Linked DNA regions of Homo sapiens: region 2 is linked to region 1. Evidence: read pairs that join two places in POLR2A ChIA-PET (ENCODE). Cell type or tissue: MCF 10A. All regions are shown on one strand.

Region 1 (2,500 bases):
CATGCCACCAGCCAAACTTCTTCATTCTTTAGGTTCTCAGACTACAATCACCAAACAACGAGATGAGTCCCACACCAGCCAAAGGAAAAATGAGGGCTGATAAGTGAAGGAAGACAGACTGAAACTACAGGACGCACCTGACTATACGTCACCTGATAAAATAGTGGATGTCAACAACAATGACCCTGAGTCATCTCTCATTTCTGTGTCTTCTGGTTATGACATCTGAGAAATATAACCATAAGAAATGATTAAAATAAAATACATTTACCTATTTAAAGAGGTAACCACTGCTTATCTGATGCATAGGGGGTCAGTGCAGAGAAGTGGCCTTGAGTAAGAAGAGCCGGGCTAAGGGAGCTTGGGCAAGTGCTCAGCCAATGGGAAAGCTGGTCCAGAGGGGTAAGGGGGACCCGGACTAAGGAACTGCCTGAGAAAACAGGAAGCAGCAGAAATATAAAACTCTGCAGAGGAGAAAAGGTGAGACATGCTGACAGATGAGATGTGAGAGCAAAGGAAAGAGGGGACTAGAACACATTTGGGGTGCCAGAAGGAGTGGGGCTCCACGAGTGAGAAGGAAGATGGGAAGTGGAGTTGAAGTGTTGGGGGAGGGGAGAATAGAATCTGTTTTCAACATGTTGAATTATGAGCACTAACGGGATATCTACGTTGAAATGTCCAGTGTTCAGCTATTCATACTGAAACTCTGAGGCAAGAAATTGCTTAATTTACTGAAGTGTCAGGAGCTAATGGTCTTTCCTAACCAGCACCCAGTTCCTACTTGCTAGGTTGAATTGTGAATGACGATCACCCACTTTGAAAAGGGAATGGAAATCAATAGGATGGGCTGGGCCTGCATGGGATTAACTGGAAGGGGAAGAGAGCAAGGTGACCCTGAACTAGTTCATGGGTAAGGCCAAAGACAGAGGGACACAGCCAAAAGACCAGAAGGCCAGAATGAGAAATAGCAAATGGGAAAAAGATCTAAATCAAAGGTTCATGCCCCAAAGGGACTAAGAGAATGGTGCTGCTGACGGTAAGAGCACAGGCCAGCTAGAAGGGCTTGGTTTGGGGCAGATTTTGTTTTAGGCATTAGTAACAACAAAGAGGAAATGTTCTATATGCAACAAGAAAAAAGCCAGGTTAGGGAATGGGCGCAAGGTCATGGGTGGAGATGTGGACCTGAAGGCTGTCATCAACACCTCGGTGGAAATGGAGTCCCCGTGGGTAAAGCTGTTTCCCAGGAGAAATGCTGTAGAAAGTAGAGCAGATGGCAAATCAAGTAATCCTCGGGGGCAGAGACATTGTCAAATAGTATGAGGAGGACAATATGAGTCACAGGGAAACATCAAGGATGAAATGATGATAAACACAATTAAGGGATTGATCCAGGAGAATGAAAACAGAGAAAGAGTGGCAGAGCCTGGCTGGGAATGAGCCAATAGCCCTCTTTTCCCACAGGGTCAGGAGCAGGGAAAGAAGGGTGCTCTCCTGGGAAGAGAACCAAATGCACCATGTCACGCCTCCTGCTCTTCCAAGAAATGTGGTTCTCTTAAGAACGTTCAAAATCTTTTATGTCATCTGCCTTGAATCTGCAAATGCTACCATAGGCTGTGTTTCTTTGATTGAGAAAACATCCTTTTCCTAACATTTGCAAATTCTCCACACATCTATCTACTTATTGACTCATTATTTGTCAGAGTTACATGTTCAGACTTAATTCTCTTTCTGCAAGCTGCTAACTTGGCCCCAAATAACTCCTTTTGGTAACTCTGCTATACTGCTTTGAATGAAGCCATCAACCACTGTGGGTGAGCCAGCCTTGCCCTGCAGTGGGTGAGTACAGACAACCCATAATTGTTTATCTACAGGACATGGTGTCAAGAGCTCATAAGCAATCTGAAAATTCCCAATCCAATCCAGTGCTGAAGCAAACACTGATAAGACACAAACGCTTTTTCAGCTTCTTTCTCCAGGAAACTGATGGGATCAATGAAAAGAAAATAAAACAATTCAAAGAATCCTTTTTGAAACAAGAGTGGCATTGGCTAATTTTTTTTTTTTTTTTTTTTTTTTGAGACAGGGTCTCACTGTCACCCAGGCTGGAGTAGAGTGGTGCAATCATAGCTCATTGTAGGCTCAACTTTCTGGGCTCAAGAGATCCTCCCACCTCAGTCTCCCAAGTAGCTGGGATTACAGGTGTGCGCCATCATGCCTGCCTAATTTATTTTTATTTTTTTATAGAGACGGGGTCTCCCTATGTTGTCCAGGCTGGTCTCGAACTCCTGGGCTCAAGCGATCCTCCTGCCTCACACTCTCAAGGTGCTGGGATTACAGGTGTGAGCCACTGTGCCTGGCTGGGTTAAGAACCTTATTTAGAAAAACACAAAACACCACTTTCTAAACATAGCATATGAATCTGCCAGGGTTGGGGTACCAAAGCACCACTGACTGGGCAGCCTAAACAGCAGACGCTGTCTCACAGTTCAAGAAGCTGGAG
Region 2 (2,500 bases), 1.4 Mb before region 1:
TACCACAAGGCAGGCTAAATAGCCTATTTGTCAAACTTATGTCAGGAAAGCTATTAAGCCAGTTAGAGAACAGTTCAAAAAATGTTATATTATCCATTACATGGATGATATTCTGTGTGCAGCTGAAACTAGGGAAGAATTGATGTTGTGCTACAAACAGAAAAGGCTGTAAATGCCGCAGGGTTAATTATAGCCCCTGATAAAATCTAAACTTCTACTCCCTTTCAATATCTAGGAATGAAGGTAGAGCAAAGTGCTATTAAGCCTCAAAAGGTTCAAATTTGAAGAGATAATTTAGAAACCTTACATGATCTCCAAAGATTATTAGGAGACATTAATTGGATTCATCCAACTTTAGGCATTCCTACCTATGCTATGTCTCGCCTCTTTTCTACTTATGAGATGATTCTAACCTTAACAGTAAATGCTCCCTGCCCAAAGAAGCATTGGAGGAATGTCAATTAATTGAGGACAAAATTCAGCAAGCACAAGTAGAACAGGTTAATCCAATACAGCCATTACAGTTTAGTTTTTCCTACTAAGCATTCGCCTATAGGAGTTATAGTTTAACAGGATGATCTGGTTGAGTGGCTTTTTCTACCTCACAATACAACCAAAATGCGCACTCTGTACTTAGATCAAATTGCTGTGCCAGTAGGATAAGTGAGGCTGCGCACAACAAAGTTAACGGGATATGATCCAAATCAGATTACAGTTCCATTACCAAACAAATTCAACAAGCCTATATTAATTCCCAAGAATGGCAAGTTAATTTGGCCAGTTTTGTTGGCTTTCTTGATAATCATTATCCTAAGTCTAAAATCAAGCCACGCAAAATATTGAATGTGCCTTAATTCGAAATGTGACTGATGAACAACTTAATCTTTTATTTCATGCTTTACAGCAAGCGGTACAACAAAGGCATTCACCTTTCTATATCACTCATATGAGAGCACATACTAACCTCCCTGGCCCTTTAACTAAACTTAATCAAACGGTGGATGCATTGGTGTCTGTGGTCTTTGCTGATGCACAAACATTTCATTCTTTTTTTTTTTTTTTGAGACAGAGTCTCGCTCTGTCACCCAGGCTGGAGTGCAGTGGCGTGATCTCAGCTCACTGCAAGCTCCACCTCCTGGGTTCACACCATTCTCCTGCCTCAGCCTCTGGAGTAGCCAGGACTACAGGCGCCCACCACCACCCCCAACTAATTTGTTTTTTGTATTTTTAGTAGAGACGGGGTTTCACCTTGTTAGCCAGGATGGTCTCAATCTCCTGACCTCGTGATCCACCCACCTCAGCCTCCCAAAGTGCTGGGATTACAGGCATGAGCCACCACACCCGGCCACATTTCATTCTTTAACCCATCTTAATGCCGCAGGCCTTAGAAATAGATATGGTCTAACATGGAAACAAGCTAAAGAAATTGTGTAACACTGTTCTGCCTGCCAAGTCCTGCATCTGCCACATTAAGGAACAGGAGTTAACCCTAGAGGTTTATCTCCAAATTCCATCTGGCAGATGGATGTAACACATATTCCTGCTTTTGGAAAATTGTCCTTTGTTCATGTTTCAGTAGCTACCTGTTCACATTTTATTTGGGCCATATGTCAAACAGGGGAAGCTGCAGCTCATGTTAAAAGACATCTTTTAACTTGCTTTTCAGCTATGGGAATCCCAGAAAAAATAAAAACTGATAATGGCCCAGGATACTGTAGTAAAGCCATGGCTACATTTTTTCAACAGTGGAATATTACCCACACTACGGGTATTCCATATAACTTACAAGGACCAGCAATAGTGGAAAGAGCTAATCATACTTTAAAAACTCAAATACAAAAGCAAAAGGGAGGGGACTAGGAATATAAGACACCACATATGCAATTGCATTTAGCTTTATTAACATTAGATTTTTAAAATTTTCAAGAAGATCAACCCATGACTGCAGCTGAACAACACCTGACAGGATAAAAGGAAAATAAAAAGGCTGGACAAGATATATGGTGGAGGGATGCACATACAAAGAGCTGGGAAAAAGGAATGATAATTTTATGGGGAAGAGGATTTGCTTGTGTCTCTCCACGTGACAATCAGGTGCCTGTGTGGGTGCCCACCAAACATCTGAAGATCTATCATGAACCACAGCATCTAGTGGACACACCTATACAGTGCAAATGGAAGGTTTAAGGATTGCTTTTAAGCCTCAATTTGCTTTCTCTGTGCCTTCTGTTAGAAGAGTCCTGCTTCTCATTATCAATGGTAAGTTTTGCCCTGCAGTAATTAACCAAAGAGGCAGAAGCTGAGTTACAAATGCTTCAGCAATGGCACGCCTCCTGGGTACAGCCACAAAAGTTTTTGCTTCTGTTTCAGTAGATTTACTAACGTGGGGGTGAGGGTATGCTTGTGTTTTGCAGGTGATGAACAAACCATGTAGGTGCCCTCAAGATGTGTACGACCATGAAACAGGAGACTGGAAGGGCCCATGGATCCCAACCATGGA

What was found. Peaks named below come from ENCODE experiments on the same cell type or tissue, not always from the same donor. Only the 100,000 strongest peaks of a DNase experiment are listed, where the experiment ranks them.
Region 2: POLR2A ChIA-PET joins it to region 1 with 7 read pairs; 1 of 35 experiments calls an interaction of 5 or more read pairs at or near these places.

What each region holds. Positions count from the first base shown.
Region 1 is chr7:139,725,884-139,728,383 of GRCh38, forward strand. All of the region lies in intron 1 of HIPK2 (homeodomain interacting protein kinase 2), which reads right to left. Among named protein-coding and RNA genes, the nearest start is that of HIPK2, 51 kb to the right of the region's middle. In MCF 10A, no CTCF peak of the experiment used is centred here; a DNase peak (open chromatin) is centred at 1,548.
Region 2 is chr7:138,342,590-138,345,089 of GRCh38, forward strand. No RefSeq gene overlaps it. Among named protein-coding and RNA genes, the nearest start is that of TRIM24, 120 kb to the right of the region's middle. In MCF 10A, no CTCF peak of the experiment used is centred here; a DNase peak (open chromatin) is centred at 1,412.